Regions from separate parts of the Homo sapiens genome. Here all the other regions are linked to region 2. The links are chromatin loops, found by intact Hi-C in ENCODE. Cell type or tissue: mammary epithelial cell. All regions are shown on one strand.

Region 1 (8,000 bases), 630 kb before region 2:
TTTATAGTTTAAAATGGAATGGACAGGAACGTTTTTAGAAATATGCAAATACATGCTCTCAGTGGATAGGCTTACACTTTGGCAAAAGTAACCTAAATCCAAGCGGTCATGAACCGTTGAGAATTGTCTCTTCTCTGGAGACACTGAGCTGGAACCTGGTCTCGCTGTGCAGTGGGTGGCAGGCAGCCTCTGCCTTTTGATTAATCATGTGCAGCTGTCTCCACACACTGCAGAGACGCTTTCTGCATTTTGTCTCTATTGCGCTCTCGAAAATTTGGCAAAATAATGCATTTCATTTGCAGGTGGAAGTGAGTTGGTCATCTACATTTGTGGATAAAGTTATTGTCATGAGACTCATTTCTTCAAAGCATTTCACAGATACGATGAATGACAGAGTGCATTCCTTCCTCAACGACATTGGCTTTGTTTGCCTCCTCAGTTAAATCAAGGTGTGAAACAAACCAGGAGAAAAAGAAAGATTATTTAAAATGAGGCCATCAGTATCAGGAATGAGAAGAACAGCTGCTTGCAAACTCCAGCACTGTGTGGCGTTGTTTACAGGACAGAAATCTTGCTTCTGTAAGTTGTGGAAAGTTAACGTGATGTTAACCTTGTCGGACCTTGTTTTTGTTCTGCACCCCTCCTTTGCTTAGGAGACTACCTAGGTGGAGAAGCGTACTGGGCCGGCGGCCTGCACCTCTACACCCCATTACCTTTCCGGCCAGGCCAGGGTGGCTTTGGAGAACTTTTCCGAACACACTTCTTTCTCAACGCAGGAAACCTCTGCAACCTCAACTATGGTAAAACTTGCGCTATTCAAGAAACCATTGTAGTACAGTTGTTTTCATGTTTAAAAGCACAGTACACAAAGAGGTGTCTGTCTTTTTTTTTTTTTTTTGAGATGGAGTCTCGCTCTATTGCCAGGCTGGAGTGCAGTGGCGCAATCTCGGCTCACTGCAACCTCCACCTTCTGGGTTCAAGTGACTCTCTTGCCTCAGCCTCCCGAGTAGCTGGGACTACAGGCGCGTGCCATCACGCCCGGCTAATTTTTTGTATTTTTAGTAGAGACGAGATTTCACCATGTTGGCCAGGATGGTCTCGATCTCTTGACCTCGTGATCCACACCCCCCTTGGATTCCCAAAGTGCTGGGATTACAGGTGTGAGCCACCGTGCCAGGCCATGTCTGTCTTTTTAGATTACATAGTCATTAAAGTTAGAGACTGTGCCTTACTTGAAAAAAATTCTTACAACAGCTAACATAATGCCCAGCATTAAGTGGTTGGTTGAGCGAATGAAGCATACAAGAAAAATAATCATCTAATGCCCTTACGAAGAAAAATCTGTTTGTCTATTTAATAAACAAGTCATGATGGCCACAGAGCTGAGTAGGATTGGGTGCCTTCCTCAGGGAGTTCAGGTCCAGAAGAGACTCCCAGCAGATGCCTGGGTGCTAGGGGTGCCTGGAAAGCTTCCTAGAAGGCATGGAAGTCTCCAAGCTGAGACTCAGAGTGGGGCTTCCCAGGTGGTCAGGGGATGGGGAAAAGTCATTCTAAGCAGAGGGAACAGAATATGCCAGGCCCAAAGAATTGAGAAGGCGTGGCTCATTCTGGATGTGAGTAAGTGTGGCTCCAAGTCCTCTCTTGACCTGGGTCCTAATCTCACTTCATGCATCCTCCCTAATCTCTAGGCCTGGCTTTAAAAACAACTGCAGGGCCCAGCCAGGGGGAGCCAGGGCTTGTCTGGGAGAGCTGGGAGAGCTTGGAAGGACGGGCACGCACTGTTGCTCACAGGTCTTTCTCTTTTCAGGGGAGGGCCCCAAAGCTCATATTCGTAAGCTGGCTGAGTGCATCCGCTGGTCGTACGGGGCCGGGATTGTCCTCAGGCTTGGCAACATCGCTCGGTTGGAACTTAATTACTGCGTCCCCATGGGAGTACAGACAGGCGACAGGTACGTGTTGGGAATTATTTTCCACAATCACATCCCACTCTCCAGTAATTTTATTTTGTTTTGGACGTGGTTAATTTCATTAGTGGCTTTTAAGCTTGAAGATTTTAAGAGAATTAAATAGTTGCAAAATAATGAAAACACATGTATTTTCCTCCTTTGCGTTTTTCTCCATCTAGCTGGGAGGAGCAGGTGTGAAGCGTTCCCACCCCCTCCCTCAGGTGCTTTGTGCTTATTGTTCCCAGGGTAGTGGGAGCCCCTGCCAGGGTCTGGCTGGAGGAATTGACAGGTGATTTGGTTCCTGTGTGCTGAAAACAGAAGGCAGTGTTTTGAGCAGTTGACTTTGCAGGCCAGGGTCTCTAGGAAAGTTGGGGTGAGTGAAGCTTTGTTCCTGACCACAGAGGACACGATCTTGAGAACCCCTCTCTCTACAGCAGAGGAACCCACCTTCTTGGCTTTTCTTCACCCCTTATTTTATTGAGGAAAGATTCCCTAAATGTTACATGGGTGAATATGGTATAGGGCTAGTTACACAGTTATATAAACAAATTCTATTTCTTACATGCATTGTGTAAAATTTTTTTTTTTTTTGAGACAGACTCTCATTCTGTCGCCCAGGCTGGTGTGCAATAGCACGATCTTGGCTCACTGCAACCTCTGCCTCCCAGGTTCAAGAGATTCTCCTGCCTCAGCCTCCTGAGTAGTTGGGATTACAGGCATGCGTCACCACACCCGGCTAATTTTTTGTATATTTAGTAGAGACAGGGTTTCACCATGTTGGTCAGGGTGGTGTCAAACTCCTGACCTCGTGATCTGCCTGCCTCAGCCTCCCAAAGTGCTGGGATTATAGGCATGAGCCACCACGCCCGGCATTTTTTTTTTTTTTTTTTTTTGAGACTCGGTCTTTCTCTGTCACCCAGCTGGAGTACAATGGCCTGACCATGGCTCACTGCAGCCTTGACCTCCTGGGCTCAAGTGATCCCCCTGCCTCAGCCTCCCAAGTAGCTGGGACTACACACCAGGCTAATTTTTGTATTTTTTGTAGAGACAGGGTTTTACCACATTGCCCACCCAGGCTGGTCTTGAATTCCTGGGCTCAAGCCATCTGCCCGCATTGGCCTCCCAAAGTACTGGGATTACAGGTATGAGCCACCGCACCCAGCTGCGTTGTGTAAATTTTAAGAGATTCAGACGTGTTTTCATTATAGTGTATCTCGGTCAGCTCAGGCTGCCATCACAAAATACCATGGAGTATTTAAGAGTGACTTAAACAACAGATGTTCATACTCTGCCAGTTCTGGAGGTTGGAAAGTCCAAGATCAGGGTGCTGGCAGATTTGGTTGCTGTTGGGTTCTCTTCTTGGCTCGCAGATGGCAGCCTTGCCACTGTGTCCTCACTTGGAGGAGGAAGAGTGCAGGCCAGTGCCCCGATGCCTCTTCTTATGCGGCCCCTAATTCCATCACGAGGGCCCCATCTTCGTTACCTCGTCTGCACCTCAGCACCTCCCAAAGGCCTGCCTCCAGGTATCAACACCATCCTGTCAGGGTTAGGGCTTCAGCATGTGAATCTTGTGGGGACATGAATGTTCAGTCCACAACAGTGTTCATACTGTCTCTTATTTTTGTATATGCATTCACAGCACCCCAGCCTGTTTTTTCTCTTCATTTTTGTGTCTACCTTTATGTTGCCACCAAATGGTGGTGCTGTTGGAGGCTTAACCCGGTTTCAAATAGGTTGTAGTTTGTGCCAGTTGAAGGAAATGCTGTATCATTTTTACTCTCTCCGTCTTCCGCATCAGCATGTAGGGGATGGTGCTTTGTAAAGGGGAGCCGCATTCGCAAGTGTTTCTGAGCATCGCCTCTCAGGTGCAGTCTGCGTCTGTCATTCAGGTCCTTTACGGTTATTGCTTCAGCGGAATCTGCTCCTTACACTCTTGCCAGAAGGCCCTTCAGCATCTGCTCCGCGTCTGGGGACACGGCAGGGGCTGCCAGGCTGCTGCGGCTCCCTACTGATGACAGGGCCTTCAGAGATGGCGGCGGCTGCTCCCACAACCGCCAGCTCCCATTCCCCTCCACGCCTCTCCTGTTCTCCACACAAAGCCCAAGCTGGAAAGGGTGTAGTCACGCAGGCTGCATGCATGTGTGCCTGGGGGCCCAGCTACCCGGGCTTGGGGCCCAGCTTGGCCACTCTGTGTGACTGTGTGGCCCGGGGTGAGTCACAAAACCTCTCTGGGTGTCCATTTTCATGCCCAGAGGATGGACGATCATGATGGTGACTGTTGCAGTTTGGAGAACTCAGTGAGTTACTGCATGCAGAGCCCTTGGCGCACCGCCTGGCCTGGGGTTGGGAAGTGGTTATTTTTCCTGGGCTGCTCTGCTGCTGATACACCCGGCGTGGCCAGCCCCTCACACAAGGGAACAGGTTCCTGTGGGAGGTGTTGCCCCTCCCCCTCCACATCATCTCAGCTAACAGTTTGTGACAAGCCATAGATGGGATGATGCATCCTGATTTTGGAGATAATAAAGTGAAAAAGTGGGCACCTTTTTCCAGAGCGAGACTGCATCAGATAACTCCACGCCGTTACTGTCTTCAGCAGACCAGGCTGGTTTTGCAAGTTTCTTTCTATGAAGCCCTTATTCCCTCTGCAGTTGGGAGTGTTGGGCTCCCTGGCCTAACAGCCAGGTTCTCATTTGAATCCTTGCAGGTAGCCCCAGAGGCGCTGTGACGCTGCTGCACCAACACCTAGCTTAAGTGGGTGGTTTTGAGTGGTTGACTGCAGGCCCGGGGCTGGAGGGGCGTTGGAGCGAGGGAAGCTTTAGATACCGCTCTCTGACACAGTCCCTGCTGCTCTGGGACCCGCCACTGTGCACGTCTCGGGCAGGGAGGGTCTGGGCAGCCCACGCTGCCATCACCACCATTGCAGTGCTCTTTGTAGCCACTGGGTGTCAGTGTGCCCTGAGAAGTCAACGCGGCTTTTAGGAGCTCTGTTGAATTGACCCTTTCTGAAATAATTTTCATATGAAGTGGTTACATTTACCTTTCAGCTTTACTTCCGTCTCTTCAGGTTAAATCTAAAAAACACGTTTCAGAGATTAATTTCAAAATATGGTTTATTCCGGGAGGAAGCAGCATCCTAAGCACGTGACATTTAAAGACCAGGCTATAAGGAAGTGCCTCTGCCCCCAGGCCAGGTGGCAGCTGTTCAGATGTTTATTATGGACAGTGAGCTCTGAACGGGGTCAGCCTGGCACCCCGAGTGTGGAAGACATTTTCGCTCAGTGTGAGGCCTTGTTTGAGGTTGGTCATCAATATTGGAATTTCGTGAAGTTGGAGTGAGGTTGCCAGATTTAATCTTCATTTCTAAAATTTGGTAGCTGGCAGGATGGGGTATCGTGTGTGTAGAAATTATCCACAGGTTTCCCCCATAACTGAGGCAGGCACACTGTAAATAGGACTTCAGACATTCACAAAGAAGGAAACAGTTTTGAGATGTTTGCTTACTGTTATGTCGCAAGTGATTTGTGGCACCACTGTCTCTGGGATCTAACAGCATTCTGTCAGTTTGTGTCTTAGGAGTCCGGTCTCTGGAGACACAGGGCTGAATCAGGCAGGCTCGCTTGGGAGAGCAGCTCACAGTTAGCAGCAGGAAGACAAGAAAGTGGATCATCTTGGTTGTTGGGGAGGGTGCTGAGAGGGCCCCCTGGAGCAGGTCCCTGAGCTGAATCTTCCTAGAGGACAGACAGCCAGGTGCTTGCAGAAGACACGCAGGGACAGTGGTCCTGGCTAACAAAGGCAGGAGCAAAGCTGTGCAGGTGTGCGCTGTCGGCGGGCACCGGGCAGAACCGCGTCCTACAGGAACAGAAGGGGGAGTGGGGAGGTCCAGGCCCTGAGCTCCCACGCCTTTGCCTTCCAGCCCCGCTGACCTTTTTCCCCTTGGGTATATGCCAGGGTCTTTGAGCTCAGGACTTCATCTGCCTTGTTCACCGCTGAGGTCCCCATGACTACAACTGCACCTGGTGTTGGAAGTGAGAGCCAGGTGGAGAGGCTCCTGGCGTGTGGTGGGAGGTGGGGTGCAAGGCGCCAAGGGTGCTGTTGGCATGACCTTCCTAAAGCACCCCATGCTGGGTGCTTCCTGGCCTCCAGCCTCAGAGTCCAAGTTCGTCAGAAGCCTTTGAACATCAGACTCCAAGACCCTGTGCCGGCAGTGGCAGTGCTGGGTGAGAAGAAGGTGGGAGATGACCAGGAGCCCTGCACCAAGACAGCGGCCGTGAGGGAGGGAGAGAGCGTGGGGTGCACAGCAGAAGGTGGATGTTTGGGGCTGTCTGGAGGATGCCAAGGCTGGCTTGCCCCTGGTCTGGTGGAACTTCGCAGCGCTGCTTTGAATGTTTGCAGTGGGTATTTTGTTCTGTGACATGTTTATGTGGTCTCTGAGCATAAACCTATGCTTGTGAAGTTGTTTAATCTGTTTGTTTGTACTTAGAGTGACAGGCCTTTATTAGAATGCTTGCTTGTTTTCTGAATTACATATGCCAAGAGCTTGACTTCCTTTTTAGCTCCTAGCTTATGTTCAGGCATTTTTCTAAGTAGCGAATGTAGGTATAGACTAGTTTGAAGGAGCTGAGAGTGTACAATCTAAAAACAGATCTGAACACAACTAAATGGTACAAATGCAGCCCGGGTTTTGATGTGGATTCTGGTGTTTTAAGGCCATGGATGTGGCTTACTGTAATCTTGAAGGGGCTGCAGTCCTGGCTTCTGGTGAGAGGACTGCAGTGCCGGGGCTGGTTAATAAGCACCCTTCATCCTGCAGGAGGCCGGCGCAGCATTTGTGAGTATCTGTGTTGAATCTCTTCGTGGATCAGATATTGTGTCTTCTTGCTCAGAGTCAGGTTGGAAAAGGAAAACTTGCCGCCGGTGTGCATGTGCTCCAAATCCTCAGCTTGGGCAAGGGCACGGGCGTCGTGAATAAAGGAGCCATTCTTGCTGGCCTTTTCTAGAAATTGCCCACAGCTTGCAAAAAGGCTGTGTTCCCTGGCCCCGGCTGCGGCTGTGTAGGAGTCTGAATATCATTTTCCCCAGAAGTTGAGGTCCCTAGGTTAGGCCCACCTTGTCCCAAATGGGCAGCATTGGCCTTGCCCCATGCACAGGCTCCAGGCGGACAGAGCTGCTGCAGGCATGCTGTCAGGGGGACAGGCTGCCCCCCAGCTGTGCATGGCAGTGTGTCGGAAAGAACAAGGCCTGTGGGTGCCCCTGAGCCGGGTCTGGAGTCCTGTCCTGCCACTTCTCAGCCGTGTGACTGGAGCCTCTTTGCTCCTCTCTGAAAATGGGTCTGGTGGTTTGTTCCCAGGTTCTTAACCACTGTGTGGAGTCACACCTGCAGAAGGTCAGCTCATAACAGATATGGCAACCAATGTGACCTTTGCATCCTTCCTTCCTGGGGTCAGGAGCAGGTCTAAGAGGTGGTCAGGCTAAACCCCTGTAGGGCTGTGGGTACTGCTGGTTTCCTAAGCCCCGGGACCTTCTGGGGGCCGGGCGGACCTTAAGTTCTGTCCACCTGCCTCTCCTCCATCCTCACTACCCACCTTGTCCTTCCGGCTCCTTCCCTCCCTGCTCCGCCTCTCATCGGCCCTCTGTCCTCTCCGTCCGGAGAGGGGAACGTGAAGGAGGTGAGGAGGGAGTAGTGCAGGAGGATTTGGGTCTCTCCTTCTTTCCCTTTTCCATTCTCCGAGGGCTTAACCAGCTGGTGAAGGTTCTTAACCAGCAAAGGAGGAAGCAGCCGGGGCCGGTGAGGGTGAGGCCGGCAGCCAGGCAGGAAGGCAGCAGGAGGAGGAGGAAGCGGAGGCGGCACCTTCTGAGAGGCGCATGCTCAGTGAGTCGTGAAGATGGCAGGGCTGGCGGAGCGGCCGCCGCATCTGATCTCTCCCCTTTTTTTAGGATATGTGATGGCGTCCAGTTTGGAGCTGGGATAAGGTTCCTGTAGCCGACACCCCTACAGGAGAAGCTCTGGGACTGGGGCAGCAGCAAGGCGCCCATGCCACACACCGTCTCTCGAGG
Region 2 (8,000 bases):
AAAGCTGGGAATAATTGTATTGATTTATAGGATAATAAAAATAACATTGTAAAAAAATTTCAAACAATACAGGAAAGTATACAAACAAAAGTAAGACTCACTGGCATCTCATCTTGGTGGTATCTCCCGTCATCTCTCTGTGTGGTGTATCGAGGCATAAAGGCAGACGTGGTTTAACAAGGGGGTCATGCTCTCCACAGCCCTGCTCCCCCTTGGCCCTGCACAGAGACAGGTTTCTGGGTCAGCGACTTCACTCCATCACGCCGTCGCTGCCTGGTGTCTGGCGGTGACTCACTGAGTGTCCCCTGAACTCCCGCTCAACACCCAGGTGGGCACTGGGCTCCTGAGATCTGAGACTCCATGCCTGGCCTCGGGAAAGTGGGGGCTCGAAGGCATCTGGACCAGGAGACCTTTGGCCGGCACATCCATGACCCCAACTTTAGGCCGGAGGGCCCCACTTCATGAGAAAGGGGCAGCTTCCACAGGGTGGGGTTCCAAGGAAAGAGGGAGCCTGCTCAGCCAGGGAATCAGGGCAGGCTTCCGGGAGGAGGTCTTTTCTTGGCTGAGATTAGAAAAATGAGAAAGAGGCCGGGCACGGTGGCTCACGCCTGTAATCCCAGCACTTCGGGAGGCCGAGGTGGGCAGATCACCTGAGGTCAGGAGTTCGAGACCAGCCTGGCGAACATGGTGAAACCCCATCTCTACTAAAAATACAAAAATTAGCCAGGCATGGTGGCGGGTGCCTGTAATCCCAGCTACTTGGGAAACTGAGGCGGGAGAATCACTGGAACCCAGGAGGCAGCATTTGCAGTGAGCCGAGATTGTACGGCTGCACTCCAGCCTAGGCGACAGAGTGACACACCATATATATATATAGAGAGAGAGAGAGAGAAGAAAAAAGAAAGAAAGAAAGAAAGAAAGAAAGAAAGAAAGAAAGAAAGAAAGAAAGAAAGAAAGAAAGAAAGAGAAAGAAAGGAAGGAAGATTAGGAAATAGAAATAAATTTGGGGGACAAGAAGGAAACACAAAGAAGAAAAATGGGGTGTGCAGGGGCATGGAGGTGGGACTGTGCTGTCATCAATCGAGTCTTACCCGGCGGGGGCATCAGGGTACCCTGACCCATCCCTCACAGAGAAGGCTGGAAGGAGGGGGTCGGGGGACTGGGCAGCAGGAAAGTGGGAACGGCACGTGCAAAGCCCAGAGGCAAGAAGGAGGTCTTTTCAAGAAACTGCAGAGGGTTCCAAATGTAGGGGTGCTGGGTGTAAGGTGGCAGCCGACGGCAGCCACGCCACCAGGGCCCAGGCTGAAGAGCATCGCGGGGCTGAGTGACGGCGGCTCTGGAGCCCGAGCGCCACCCCTTGGCCGTCTTCACGGTGCAAAGACAGAGAGTGAGCGGTGGGGGAGAAGCTCCTGGGACAGAGGGCCCCCGCCTGCCCTCTCTGTGTGCTGGGGGGAGGGATGGGTGCTCTCCCACCACCTGCTGGGCCATCTGGGGGGGTCCCAGGCTATGGGATGGAGCACAGGGCGCTAGACCCCTGGGGCCCTGGGTGAGCCCCCAGTCTGAGATCACAATGGAGTGGTCTGGGCTGGAGAGAGGGAGCCCAGAGGAGTCCCAAGCATGCCTGGTGGTCTGCGACGGTGTCCAGGAGGAGGTGAGGTTTGGGCGGAGCTTTGGTGACAACCAGGGTGTAGCAAGGGGAGGGTGATATTCAGGATATTCAGTCCCTTCGGGGTTCCCCGGGCAGGCCTCTGCTGCCAGCTCAGCACCAGGCCCAGGCTGGTGGAGGCCACCAGAGACCACTCAGTAGACCCTCCAGAGTGGGGGTGGGGAGCCCCTCCGGATGCTGATAGTGGATGACAAACAGACGGAGAAGGGGGGCCCCCAGGACAGAGGGGCACAGGGCCGGGAGACGGGTTGCAGGGTCTGAGCCGGTTCTGCCCTGCCTGCCTGGGGACTGCCCACATCCTAATCCCCTGAACCTGTGAGAATGACCTTATTTGGAGACAGGATCTAATTGCATCCTGGATTTTTTCTGGTGGGCCCTAAGTCCCATGACAGTGTCCTTGTAAGAGACAGAAGAGGAGAAGACACAGAGGGAGGCCACGTGAGGATGGAGGAAGAATGAGAGGGACAGGACCACAAGCTAAGGAACCGGGGCCCCCAGGAGCTGGGAGAGGCAGGAAAGATCCCCCTGAGCCCTCAGAGGAGCCTGGCTCTGCCGACACCCTGATTTCGGACCTCTGGCCTCCAGAACTGCGATCGAATAAATGTCTGTTGTTTTAAGTCCCCCAGGCTGTGGTCATCTGTGAGTCCGCAGAACTGACTTGGGGACCTTGGGTGGCAGCAGCTCCCCTGCACACGGTCCCACGGGTCCAGCGCTGCCCACACTCTGTCCCTCCCAAAGGCAGCCCGGGTGATGAGGGCCGACAGGGTGCTGTGGCCAAGGCCGTGTCAGCGTGCAACATGGAGGGCCCGAGGCTGCTCTTGAACAACACCCACTGCCTGACCCCAAAGGCACCGTCATAAGGCAGGGGCCCGGCAGCAGCACCAGTGTACCCTGAGCTGCTGCCCAAGGGCCTGGCCTGGGCACACACAGAGGGGCCAGCTGGGCTCGTGGCCTCTCAGGGCCATTTCAGGCCGGCCCCCATGCTGGCAAACCACGGGGAAGGCCCAGAGAGGGTGGGGCCCTGTGGGATTTAGGGGGGATCAGAGGGCACACACTCTTCCAAGAGCCAGAAAGAACCCTGGACCCTGCGGGAACCGCACCCTCAGCCCCTCCCGGGCTGCAGTAGGTCTGGGGGCTGGGAGCACCTGGGCGGGGGGACGGCGTCGCCTGCCAGCCACAGGGTCTCCAGACGGCTCAGATGGGGAGCCAGCCCCAGTGTCGCTTGGAAGGAGGCAGTTCTAGGTGGTCCAGGTTCCCAGTGTCATGGAAACAACAGTGGCTGTTTGTTAAAGTGACAGCGTCATTGTTTTCATCATCATCATTACTTGCTGGACGCTGAGCGCCGGGAGCCTCACTCACCCATCCCAGGGGGTCCTCTCCACACCCCATCAGGAGGCGGATGGGCAGGGACACACCGCTGGTGGGTGGGGACTGGCCTGGGACTCTGAGGGCCAACCCCCAGCTCCTATGGCAGTGACAGTGGCTCACGAGCAGAAGGCCAGGGAGATGAAAGGGATGGGGGTTCCCAGGGAGGCCCCTTCCCCTCCCTGAGCCTCAGTTTCCTCCTCTGTAAAATGGGGATGAGGCTGGCCCATCCCAGGGCAGGCAGGGCTGCTGGGAGCTGACCAGGCAGAGGGTAAGACTTTGTGGACAGCATTTCTCCAGACATTTGGGAAGGGGAGTGCAGGGAACTAGCAGGTCCCATGACCAGAGGACCCCGCGCTGGGTTGAGTGCTCTGCCATCCTGTCTTGAGATTCTTAGTCATTGGTGAAGGAGAGCCCCCATTCTGGTTCACCTTGGCTGGGCCAGCTCATTATTTGGCTGGTCCTGGATGTGGGCAGCCCCAGGATGCAGCCCTCCTCCTCAGGCTGCCCCCACACACCCCCGGCCGGGGCAGGCTGGCCGCCTCCCCGCTGGGCCTTCCTCCCGGGAAACTTCCCTGACTGCCATCCCCCCTCACCTGGGGGCCTCCCTCCCACAGCCTGGGCAGGGGTCAGACACAGCAGGAAGGGTTTGCTGATGGGCTACATGGTGATCCTTGGGGAACACTGAGGGGCGCAGGTGTGGCTTCCCCAGCCCAGCCCTAGGAGGGCCCACAGCTGGAATTTTCATCGTCCAGAACCGTCCTGGACGGCGCCCACGAAGGGGGCCAGGTGTGAGGCAACCCCAGGAAGGACGGTGGCTCTCCAGTCTCCGCCTGCAGGCGGCCTGATGGGATCTGTGGGGCACTGCTGCCACCTAGTGGTTGATGAAGAGAAGGCAGCACACACCCACCTGGGAAGAATAATGTTAATTAAGTTAGAGAGTGAGTTAGAGAGTTGTTAGTTAGAGAGAGTTAGAGAGTTAGAGAGTTAGGGTTAGGGTTAGGATTAGGGTTAGGGTTAGGGTTATGGTTAGGGTTACCTTTACGGTTAGGGTGAGACGGGGACATCCAGTCAGGATAAGCATGGGGGACCAATGCAGAAGATACAAGTTTCCTGGATGCTTCAGACAACCCAACTTTCTTCCCTTCCCCACCACTGTTCTCCAGTTAACTACTTATCAGCTTACCCTGTGCACAAGGTAATGAAGACGGTCATACAGCCAGTGAGTTGCAGGGATCGCAGGAACCCCACGACCACCAGGTGGACATTCAAAAGGCAAATCGCATCCCTGAGGACCCCACACTAAAAGCCAAGCTCGAGCCAGCTCTTCCCTCCTCAGGTGAAAGCTGTGAAAGCTTGAGGCTCTGTTGCAGGCTGCAGGGAGGAAGGGGCACCACCCTCTCCCTCCTGCCCTTCCTTCCTTGTGGGTGGTCCTATTCTTCTGTCCTGGTTTTGCAAACGCAGCTTCCAATCCCCTTTCCCACGGGGAGCCCCTCCTGTGTAGAGACAGGAGCCTCCCTGGGCAGAGACCCCAGCTCTGCCTCCGAGATGCCCCCAGGTGACCTTCAGAAGTGAAAATGGACCTCCAGCCCCACCTCTTCAAGGTGCAGCTGGCCAGTGAGTTAGCGAGAGAAGGAAGCCAGGCAGGGGGCAGGGGCACCGTGCTTAAGAGGCGGCCTCGGGGCCAGGTGCAGTGGCTCACACCTGTAATCCCAGCACTTTGAGAGGCCGAGGTGGGCGGATCACCTGAGGTCAGGAGTTTGAAACTAGCCTGACCGACATAGAGAAGCCCCGTCTGTATTAAAAATACAAAATTTTTTTAGTAGAGCTGGGCGTGGTGGCTCATGCCTGTAATCCCAGCTACTCGGGAGGCTGAAGCAGGAGAATGTCTTGAACCCGGGAGGCAGAGGTTGTGGTGAGCCGAGATCTCGCCATTGCACTCCAGCCTGGGCAACAAGAGCAAAACTCCATCTGGAAAAAAAAAAAGAGAGAGAGGCAGCATCGGGCATTTGGACCTAGATTCACAGCTCAGCTCTGCCGCCTTCCCAGCTCTCCCTGCTCCGTCACCTCCCTGGGCCTTGTGCCTTCACCGTAAGACTGGGGCAGTGGTGCCTCTGCCCTGGGACGACCATGTGCATTCAACAGGAAATAGTCGCAGAGCTCCTGGCCAGGCTCAGTGTCCAAGGCGAGTCCTGCAGGCCCCGCAGAGCCCATGCATGTGCCTGGAGGCACCGCGGCCTGTGCTGGGAAGGAGGGAGAGGAGGAACATTCCACTGCCTCATCACTGTCCCAGAGGCACCAAATCAATGCCCCCACCTGAGGCAGGGAGGAGACAGGGCACGAGGGGAGGAAAGTAGGGGGAGGAGCGGGGCCTGGACAGAGGCAGGGGAGGAGCAATGGAGAACAGCCAGACGCCGGCTTGCCAGCAAGAATGGAGGCCAGTGCCTGGCGCAGCCACACCTGAGCTTTCCGACTGTTCATCCTGGAGATCTGCAAACCGCACTCCCCCACAACAGCCCCAGGTGCCCCTCCTGAACCCCCCTCCATCTGCCTCCTCCTCGCCTCCCAGAGCCCCCTCTGCAGGTCAGACCGTCTTGGTCTCTGGCCTGAACTTAAAACCGTTAATCAGAGCTGCTGCACCTCTGTTTGAACATCCTCTGCTCATGTCTGGGGTCCCCGTATAGGATCTAAACTCCTCCCAGGGGCTGGGGCCAGGGCAGCCTGCCTGCCTGCACCCTGGACTTCCTCTCCCTGTCACCCACCCATCAAGGTCCTCTGCTGCTGGTGCCCTGAGCCATGCTGGGGACCTCAGCTGGGCCTTTGCATGGGCTGTGCCCTCTGTGGCAGCCTCTCCCATGCACCTGCCCACCTGTTACCTTCCCCTGGCCACGGCCCACTCATCCTTCGGCTATATCAGAACCTCTCTGACTCACAGCCTTGCCTCCCCCTGACACTCCAGGTGAGGCCCTCCCAGGGCAGGCCCACTGGTTTCCCGGGGACAGGCCTTGTTGGCATTTGCCAAATGGTGGTGCCCTGGCAGGCTCCTGCCTACCTGCCTTCTCTCCACCTCCACCAGTGGCAGCCCCCACCCCCCATGACCCTTGCTTTGGGGTCCTGAGTCTCGATGAGGGTTTTAGGGCCCACCCGGGAAGCGTAACCCCAAATCCAAGCCCTTGTCACTCCATGCACATCTGCTGAATGACCCAGGGTCACAGAGACTACTGCATCCCATAGCCCAGCCCTGGAGCCTCAAGGGGAAGAAAGGCACCTACACAAGTAATGCTGTTGAACGAAGCCAAATTGATGGGAAGCAAACAGGACGTGCTTCCACAGGGGAATGGGTGAATAAACTCAGGCACAGCCAGGCAATAAGATGTGATTCAGCGATTACAAGAAATGGGCTATGAACACCGCCTGGTAAGTGAGGAGCGCCTCTGCCCAGCTGCCCACCATCTGGGAAGTGAGGAGTACCTCTGCCCAGCTGCCACCCTGTCTGGGAAGTGAGCAGTGCCTCTGCCCGGCCGCCGCCCTGTCTGGGAAGTGAGGAGTGCCTCTGCCTGGCCACCCCACCATCTGGGAAGTGAGAAGCACCTCTGCCCAGCCCCCCCGACCCTCTGGGCCGCTGTGCAACCTTCCAAGTGTGAAGTGACAGCCTTGTATGGGATCTTTCTGCCTTCCCCAAGTTTCCATTTTCAACATTAAAGTTTACTTAGAAAGAAAGAAGGAAAGAAAAAGAAAGAAAGAAAGAAAGAAGGAAGGAAGGAAGGAAGGAAGGAAGGAAGGAAGAAAGAAAGAAAGAAAGAAAGAAAGAAAGAAAGAAAGAAAGAAAGAAAGAAAGAAAGGAAGGGAAAGAAAGGGGCTATGAAGCCATGAAAAGCCATGGAAGTGGCCAGGCACAGTGGCTCACACCTGTAATCCCAGCACTTGGAAGGCTGAGGCAGGTGGATCACCTGAGGCCAGGAGTTCGAGACCAGCCTGACCAAAATCGGGAAACCCTGTCTCTACTAAAAATACAACAAAATAGCCAGGTGTGGTGGTGGGCACCTGTAATCCCAGCTACTTGGGAGCCTGAGGCAGGAGAATCACTTGAACCTGGGAGGCAGAGGTTGCAGTGAGCCGAGATCGCACCATTGCACTCCAGCCTGGGCAACAAGAGTGAAACTCCATCTCAAAAAAAAAAAAAAAAGGCATGGAAGCACTCAAAATGCATCTCACGAGTGGAAGAAGCAAGTCTGAAAAGGCTACAGACAGTGTGATCCCAACTACACGACCCTGTGGGGCAGGGCAAACTACGGAAACAGTGAAAGGAGCGGAGGTTGCCAGGAATGAGAGGGAGACAGGGATAAGCAGGTAGGGCATGGGGATCTCAGGGCAGTAACACTGCCCTGGATGATGCTACCATGGGGGTCCCTGTCCTTGCACAATGTCCAATGCCAAGAGGGGCCCCTCATGGAAACCGTGGACTCTGGGTGGCCCTGATGTGGCTGGTGGACAGTGATAGAGGGGAGGGTGTGCATGGTGGGGCCATGCGGCTGTGGAAAATCTCTGCACCTTTCAATCAGTTCAACTCTGAACCTAGAACTGCTCTAAAAATAAAGTCTATTAATTTTGTTAAGGCAGATTGAGAGGTACCATTAAGGATACGCAAGAAGTAGGGGGCCAGGAGTGTGTAGGGGCCCCATCCTGTCTGGGAGACTCAGCAGTCACCCAGCCAAGCCAAGCTCAGTGTCTGTGTCTGCAGGGGGTATCCCTGACAGAGTCCCAGGAGTGTCTTGGAAAGGGGAGGTCACGAAAGGCCTTTGTAAGTCAGGGTCCTGGGTCTAAGCAGTTTGTGGAGATGGACTGGGACTGGGTGAACCTAGTGACACAGCAGAATGGCACTGGGGACGCAGTGAGGCGTGGGTTTCAAGCATGTCCTGGTGAGAGAGCAGTCATTTCACGAGCAAGCAGCTCACCCAGTGAGGTGAGC
Region 3 (8,000 bases), 740 kb before region 2:
CACAGGTCAAAGCCCCTGCTATGTAAAGAACTGACGAGGGAGGGGTGATCAAGGGAGGCTGAGTGCCTGTGGGCATGGAGGCCTGTGTCCGTGACAAGGGACAAAGGACAGGGAGCAAGAATGTTCCTAAAGGCCTCTAAATCCTTCACCTGGTGACCCAGGTGGCCAGGTCTCCCCTCTGCACTGGGGGAGGAAATCCCGAACCCAGCTGCTGAGGGTGGGGGCAGTGCATAGAGCATTCCAGCTCTGCAGACAGTGTTGTGGGAGCCGCCGCGGACCACCTGGCTCCAAGTGGGACAGCCTTTTCCTGCTGCAGGGACAGCGTCCGTACCTGCCCCCACCCAGGAGATGGCCAGAGGGGCAGAGTCCTGCTCAGACCCAGGGGGTCCTGGAGGGAAGGGGACAGCCTCCTGCATGCTCACTGTCTGCCCCTTCCTCCTCCTTTTCCAATCCCACTGCAGCACTGGGCCCTCCTTTCCTCTGCTTGCTCCCTTTTCTCACATTTGCTCCCCAAAACCAAACTCCTCGCCATGCCCCAACAGTGCCCTCCTGACCCAGCCCCTGCCTGCCCTGCTCCCCCCGACCCCCACCCACTGCCGGCCCTTCCCTCCTTCAGTCTCACCCCAGGGCCTTTGCACCTGCCATTGCCTTCACCTGCAAAACCCAGCCTCTCATCCTCAGTCTCAGCTCAGTTGTCACCTCAGGAAGGCCTTCCTGGGCCACCCGGGCCAATGTTGCTCTCACCCCCACCCTGCCTCACTCTCACACGATCTTGTTTTCTTCACGGCCCCACCACTCCTGGAAAAATCTCATATTTACATTTTCCCGTTTGTTGTTCAGCATCTGCTCCCGCACGCCCACCAGAATGTAAGGTTTCTTCAAGGCAGTGTCTCCAGGGCCTATAACTCACTAAGCATAAGCTGATAAATGAATGAAAGAATGAATGAGTGGCTTATTGTCTCTTTATTTATTTAGAGACAGGGGCTCACTTTGTTGCCTGGGCTGGGGTGCAGTGGCGTGATCACGGTTCACTGCAGCCTCGACCTCCTGGGCTCAAATGATCCTCCATCCTCAGCCTCCCAAGTAGCCAGGACCACAGGCATGCACCACCATGCCCAGCTAAGTTTTTATTATTTTTTTTAGAGACAGGGTCTTGCTATGCTGCCCAGGCTGGTCATTTTTCTCTTTAGTTCCCACGTGTATTCCTTTGCTTCCCGTTCTCACTCACGCCTCCATCTCTCTAACCTCCCCATCTCCACTGAGGCTGAGCATTTCCTCAGGGCCTGGCCGGGGGCACAGCATGGGTCCCGTGCTGCCAATGGGGAGAGCAGTGACTCGTGGAGAGGCCAGAGGCCTGGTGTCCCTGGCATCCTCTCTGCCCCAGGTACAGGCACAGCTACGTCACAAACCTTCTGCAGGAATGAGGCTGTGGGGATAGCAGGGGCCACTGGGCCCAACAGAAGCACCCACAGCTGGGATCCTGAAAAGACCTGGACCCCCCTCTCCTCCTCCTCCTGCTTCCTGCCAGGGCCTTCCACCCTCTGGACCTGATAGGAATTCAGAAGTCAAGGTTTCCTGAGTGGGGTAGATGCCGGGGGTCACCCCCAAGGGCCGCTGCAGGACTGAGAAAGTCTGGGGGGAGCACCCCCACCCCATCATCTCAGTTGGCTCCTCTGGTCTCTGACGCGGGCATCAGGCACTTTCTCAATCTTCTGTGAGGTGCTCCGTGGGCAGCTCCACGGCAGAACAGGAGCCCCTCTCCCCAGCAATGCTGCCCTCCTAGTCCCCCCGTGGAAATTCTGAAAGTAAGACATGTGTCTCTGTGGCTGTCCTCCTTTCTCTCCCTGATGAGACGGGGCAAGAGGGAGGGCAGGTGACCTGGGTACACAGTGACCGGGGACATGCTGACAGGCTGCGCCCCAAGGAACGGGCTCCAAGCTGCAGGGTCTCCACGGAGATTGGCAGGGCCTCTTCCCGCTGGGGCAGATGTGGGCACACAGGACAAAGGCCAGAGCAGGAATCAAGGGACACCAGTCACTGGGCTGGCCCTGCTCGGCCCCCTCAGGCCTGGTGGGTGGGCCCGAGCTCCTCTCTATGAGGAGCTATCTGGGGTTGGAGGGGGCTTGTTTCCAGGACGCGAGTGGCCGGAGGGCTGTGGAGGGAGGAGAAGCCACGGGTAAATGCCTGGGGCTCGGGAAGGGTAGGTGAAACCACGTGGGTGCAGGCGCAGCCACAGTGAACCCAGGTCACTCTTCCCCCAAATCCTGCTCTGAGGGAGGACATGTGGACCTCAGTGTGGCTGAGCTGGAAGTGTCAGGGAGGTCCTGGGATGGCCACTCCCCAGAGAACTGCACTGATGTCCCTGCTAAACAGATAACTGTCGAGTGGGTGGGGGAGGGCCACACAGGACCCCCCAAGTCTGGAGGGCTGGTCAGAGAAGAGGGACCAGGCCACTGCAGGCCAGACCACACACAGGGCCAGCCTCGTCCAAGGTCACGTGGGGACGTCTGGAACAATGGCAGGAGGACTGGCAGGGAGCTGGTGAAGCCGCAAGAGGCACCTGTCCCATGGGTGGCCCAGTGACTGCACCTGGCAGGTCATGCAGACTGACCAAGGTGACTGTCATAGAGCGTCTAGCACAGGTCGGGCGCACAGCAGTGACCAACACACGTGCCAATGGCTGCATGAGTAGGCCAGAGGGACGCAGGTAAGCAGGTGGGCAGGCAGATGGCATGGCCGGCCTACCCAGGGTCCAGGGAAGCAGCTGGTGCGTTCCCCCCAGCACAGCCACCCCCTCTCCATCCCTGCCCTCTGCCCACCTCACCTGATGGGCCCAAGGAGCTGGGCCTTGGTCCTGGAGAAAACCTCGAGGGCCATGTTCCTCAGCAGGCCCTGCATCCACCACAAGTCCGCCGGCACATCGGGCAGCCACACCACCAACCTGGAGGAAGGGGCAGGTCAGCTTTGCCCAGGTGAGCCTGGGGTGTGGCCCCACCAAGCCCACCCTCCCCATAGGCCCAGAGCACAGCCGGGAGCCCTGCTCCTGAGGGCTGCCCAGGTTAGGGAAGAAGGGCCAGCAGCGTTGGCCACTGTTGCAGAGCAGGTCAGAGCCACAGGGACACCTGCAGGGTTGGAAAGATCCAAAATGGACTTTGAACTTGGCAGAGGTGGCCAGGCCTTAGGTTCCTTGACTCCAGAGGAAACAAGTAGGAAGCGCAGGGAGGGAGAGGGTGGACCTTTGGGGTCAGGCTGGCTTGAGGCTACAGCCCAGCCTCCCTGCCCATCAGCTGGGTGACCTGCACAGGTCAGGGAACCTGTCAAATGAGGACAGTCACCTCACCCATAGTTCCTAATGTCCTCCTTATCGCCGTCCATTTCTCTCTCTTCTCTCCCAGCTAGCCCCTGCCCTCCCTACCCCATGCCCCTTCGTCCACTCTCCTCTCAGAAGCTGCTGGCCCTCCGAAAACAGCTGACAGAGCCCCCTCTTGCTCAAGATGTCCCCGTGGTTCCCCACTGCCTCCATGATGGAGCCAGCCCCAGATTCAGGGTCCTTGGAACTGCGTGTTATCCCAGCACAGAGGAGAGACAGCATGAGTCTGTCTGCAGAGCCACAGCCCTGTGGGGCCAGGCCTGAGAAAGCCCTGGCCGGACACCTCAGACACTGGCCACTGCAGGGCCTCAACCTGCACCACAGCACCCTTGGAGGGGCCCCTACACCAGACCTCAAACTAGGCATGCAGTCCAGAGAGTGTGGTGTGACGGCAAGACATAAGCTGGACTGTCACCTCCCTTGCTCTGGACCTCCTGCCTCTATTAATGCAACCTATGTGTTGAACATATGTATTGTGAAATATGCCAAGAGTGAACTTCCCTGTGGTCTGGGCAGGCTCCCCTTTGGGGCTCACACAATGAGTTTCTTTTTTTAACTGAAAACTGGACTTTACATTTATACTTTTGGATTTCAACTTGTGGTTTCCGTAAACAGCTCAGCGTGAGGAGAATCTGTCGGTAGAAAGCTCTCTCCTGGGTTTGGGCCACTGGCAATTTAAACAGCAGGGCTGACCCAGTCATTAACTCAACATTGAGCAGGACAGAGACCTGTGGTTCACCATCATAGACCTTCTTCCAGAGAATTTTTGAAAATACAGGTCCCCCCATGACACCTCCCTGCTTAAACCCTTCCCAGCCTTTCCACCACTCTCCAGACAAAGACCACGCTCAGCTGGCTCCAGAGCTCAGTGCGTCTGCCCCACCAGCCTCCCCTGCGTCGTGTACGGCACACTCCCTGAGGCTCCAGCTTTACTGGCCTCCCTTCCTGCTCCTCGAATGGGCCTTTCTCCCTCCTGCCTCTGGATCTTTGCACATGCTGTTCCATCTGCCGAGAACATTCTCCTTGTCCTCTTTGCCTGGTGGACGCTGACTCATCCTTCAGATTATAGCCTAAGAGTCATCTCCTCCGGGCAGCCTTCCCTGGCCAGAGAGTCCCTAGATTGAGCTGTGCAGCTGGAAGCCAGTGTAGACCTCTCCCAGGGAACCTCTAGGTGGCGCTGTAGTTACAGGTGAGTGTGTGATAATTTGTAGGTCGTGAGCTCCACCAGGCCAGGAGCTGGGTCTGCGTCGGGGCTGCTTCCATGGCCCCCAGCCAGGCCTTGGCCCCTGAGAGGTCCTCAGCAACTGCTGGTGGGATGAATGAACAACTGATGCAGACGGGCACATTAACCAGCAAGTCAGAATGTTACTGAGAGCCTAACCACAGCCGGCCTGGCTTGGAAGGGGCTTGTTTTACAGAAAAGGAACCTGTAGCGGTGGCTCATGCCTGTCATCCCAGCACTTTGGGAGGGCGAGGCGGGCGGATTGCCTGAGCTCAGGAGTTTGCCACCAGCCTGGGCAACAAGGTGAAATCCTGCCTCTACTAAAATACAAAACAATTAGCCGGGCGTGGCGGTGGGCACCTGTGGTCCCAGCTACTTAGGAGGCTGAGGCAGGAGAATCGCTTGAACCTGGGAGGCAGAGGTTGCAGTGAGCCAAGATCATGCCATTGCACTCCAGCCTGGGCAATAGAGTGAGACTCTGTCAGAAAAAAAAAAAGAAAAGAAAAGAAAGAAAAGAGAAGAGAAAAGAAACCTGTAGCCCAGAGAGGTCAAGAGACTCAGACCCAGCCACACAGCCAACCTGAGATTCTGATGGGTGGAGCAATGGTCAAAGGTCACGGAGACAGTGTAGGGCCCAGGAGGCCGACCAGGAAGCCCCCGACTTCCAATCCTACCCACCATGCCACTTCTCCACCAGTCTCATTTTGCAGAGGAGATCACAGAGGCTCTGAGTCATGCAGTCAACACCACACAGTGTGGGGACACCAGCCGGGCTCCCCCCACCCCGCCGAGCCCTACCCACCCAGTGTGCCAGCCGCCCCTCCTGCCATGGGCACCAGTCTCCGCCACAAGCCAGGCCCTTCCCAGGCCCCCTGGCCGAGCCTTACCTTCTGCTGCGGAAGTAGATGTACTCGAAGGGCAGTGTGCAGGGTAGCAGCAGGTACGTCAGCACCTGTCCAGGCCCCGAGTGCCAGAAGCGGGCCCACCGGCTGGGATCCCTCGTACATGCTTTCTTCAGTGCTGCAAGAGAAGCCCTGGCATGGCCCTGCCCACCTGAAGTCTGTGGGCCAGCAACCTGAGCCCCCCCATTTCACACAGTAAGAGACTGCACCCCCTCCACCTTCTGCAGATGAAGAAGCAACACTGAGCAAGCCCCCACCACAGGCCAGCAGGTAGCTCTGCGCTCATCGTTGTCCGTGAGACAAGGGGTGTATGCCCTCTCGTAGATGAGGAGACTGAGGTTCAGAGTGGAGAAGTGACTTGCCTAAGGACCATCAACAGGAAGTGGCAGGGCCAGGATGGACTTGAGGACTCTCAGGCTCCTGAGTTGTTTCTACCTCTTCTGCCCCTCTAGAAAGTCTGTGGCCTGCTAGGCTGGGACAGATGCTCTCACCACACTCTCTCATAACAGTAACACGACAGTGTTATTAATAACCACAGCCACAACTATGACCGCAGCAACCATTTCCTGGGTGCTCTATTCACTGACCTGACCAGAGTGGAAGGGACCAGCATCTGGGCTGGGACAGAGCCGGAGCCCAAATCCCAGCCTCCAGACACAGCCCAGGCCACAGCTCAGGCCACCACGTCCACTCTGGCCACTGCCCTCTGGAGACGGAGGATTACAAGGATTCACAGATAGCACAGGCCAGAGACCCTGCTCCACATCCACCTGCCGAGTGTCCTAGGACGAGTCCTAGCTTCCTTCTCCATAAACTGGGGATCCCAGCAGGACATTCCTCCCTGGGCAGGCAGGTGAGGATTAGAGATGAGATTCACAATTCCCTTCCCAAATGGCGAGGGCGCAGCGCCCAGGAGTTGGTGCTCCACCCGAGGCAGCTCTCTGGTGCCCCCGTGTGGCTACAGGTACACTGCCGGGTTCCAGAATCCCAAGCTTGGACCTCAGGGGTTCCGCACAGGTCCCCGCCCATTTCTGCACGTCCTCGTGTGGTCTCCGGCATGGAAAGGGGCCCCCTTCCTCATCCCCTTGCCCACCCCACTCTCCCTGATCTGGCCTCGACCGCCATCCCTCTCCTCCCAGCCTCCCACCCCTTCAGCCTCTTCCCACCCAGCTGGGTCCACCACCCCCTCCCGCCCACCTCACTTGCTCCTCCCACAGCTTTTGAGACCACCTGCCCACCCTGCCAGCCTCCCAAGCTCACCTCTGCTGCCTGTCCCTCATGCCGCAGCCACAGGGACCTCCTGGCTGTCCCTCACCAACCCCAGGACCTTTGCACGTGCCATGCCCTCTCCCCGATGCTCTTCTGCCTCTTGGCCTGGCCAACATCTCTTTTCCAGCTTCACTTAGATGCTGCTCAAAGTCACCCCCCACCATCGTTACATGTGCCTGTGGGACTCTGTACTTTCCTGTTGTTGCAGTTGTGACATTTAGTCACACAGCGGGCGGGCAGACTAAATGGTTCCGAGTAGAACCCCTAGTTCTGCCATTTGCTACTGTGTGACCTTGGGCAAGTCGCTTAACTTCTCTGTGCTATGGTTTCCTCATCTGTACAATGAGAACAATTCTGTACTATCCTCAGATGGTTGTTGGAAGGATGAAATGAGTTCATTTTCATCTGGGGAATCCAGAACCCTCTGTGTGTGCCTCTCCTATGTCTGTCAACACTCCCGCCCTTTCCGGGGCAGTGGGCAAAGACCTGGCTTTCGCAGGCACAGGCTTGGGTTCAAATCCCCTAGTTGCAGGCTCTGAGCCCTTGGTGAGTCCCTTCCTTTCTCTGAGGTTTGGTTTCCTCATCAGTGAAGTGGGTACGAATAATGCCTAGGCCCAGGGTTGTGGGGAAGAATGAACGATGCCACATGTGAAAAGCCCATAGTACCACACTTGGCATTTAGTAGGTGCTCAGTAAATGAGTCCTGTCCTCTTCCAGACCACGAGTGCCTTCAAGGCAGGGTCCCTGAGCCCGGGCCCCTGAGTGCAGGGCCCTGGTAGGTGAGCAAATGCAGGTAGAGTCCCTACCAGCCTCCAGCTCTGGTGAGAGCTGCTCAAAGTTGGGTACATCCTTGACTTGCACATGGGGCACTTTCCAGTTGAGAGACAGGCCCCCCTTCCAGCGTTGGTCACAGCCAGCATCCCAGTTTCCGTCAGCCGGGGCTGGGGGTTCCTTAGACACCAGCGTCCATAGCACTGGTTCCTTGGTGAGTCCTGGGTCAGGGGAAGGGAGAGGATAAGTCAAGCATCTGAGCCTCCCCAAGGCGCCCCATGCTGCCCACATCCCTCAGAGCCCAAACCCAGTTCTGGGGATCCACTGTGCTGTGGGACGGACCCACAGCTTATTCCGGATGACTCCCTTCTGCCTTCCCCTGGCCCTGCTCTGCCCTGCTCCCTGCCCACTTTCGAGTGGCTCATCAGAGCCCAGACCCCAAAGACACAATCCAGAGTTCGAATTC

Evidence for each region. Peaks named below come from ENCODE experiments on the same cell type or tissue, not always from the same donor. Only the 100,000 strongest peaks of a DNase experiment are listed, where the experiment ranks them.
Region 1: a loop joins it to region 2, with 13 times the contacts of the local background. A loop is called at or near these places in 103 of 110 quality-filtered maps.
Region 3: a loop joins it to region 2, with 12 times the contacts of the local background. A loop is called at or near these places in 12 of 110 quality-filtered maps.

The regions. Positions count from the first base shown.
Region 1 is chr22:43,988,458-43,996,457 of GRCh38, forward strand. SAMM50 (SAMM50 sorting and assembly machinery component) reads left to right here. Exons shown (of 15, transcript NM_015380.5): 13 at 654-800; 14 at 1,808-1,949; 15 at 7,881-8,000. The coding sequence ends at 7,926. Among named protein-coding and RNA genes, the nearest start is that of PARVB, 32 kb to the right of the region's middle. RefSeq lists an enhancer at 7,723-7,892. In mammary epithelial cell, a CTCF peak has its summit at 4,883 (motif pointing right); no DNase peak of the experiment used is centred here.
Region 2 is chr22:44,622,506-44,630,505 of GRCh38, forward strand. It overlaps LINC00229 (long intergenic non-protein coding RNA 229), which reads right to left and starts at 2,914. Exons shown (of 5, transcript NR_044991.1): 1 at 2,812-2,914; 2 at 102-218. It overlaps LOC105373060 (a long non-coding RNA gene), which reads left to right and starts at 1,573. Exons shown (of 2, transcript XR_938301.1): 1 at 1,573-1,651; 2 at 2,048-2,287. RefSeq lists an enhancer at 1,792-2,291. In mammary epithelial cell, CTCF peaks have their summits at 1,341 (motif pointing left) and 3,904 (motif pointing left); no DNase peak of the experiment used is centred here; H3K27me3 peaks cover 376 bases.
Region 3 is chr22:43,878,734-43,886,733 of GRCh38, forward strand. PNPLA5 (patatin like domain 5, triacylglycerol lipase) reads right to left here. Exons shown (of 9, transcript NM_138814.4): 6 at 7,570-7,755; 7 at 5,480-5,612; 8 at 2,825-2,941; 9 at 945-2,152. The coding sequence ends at 2,062. Among named protein-coding and RNA genes, the nearest start is that of PNPLA5, 9.3 kb to the right of the region's middle. RefSeq lists an enhancer at 4,490-5,220. In mammary epithelial cell, CTCF peaks have their summits at 4,536 (motif pointing right) and 6,444 (motif pointing left); a DNase peak (open chromatin) is centred at 4,498.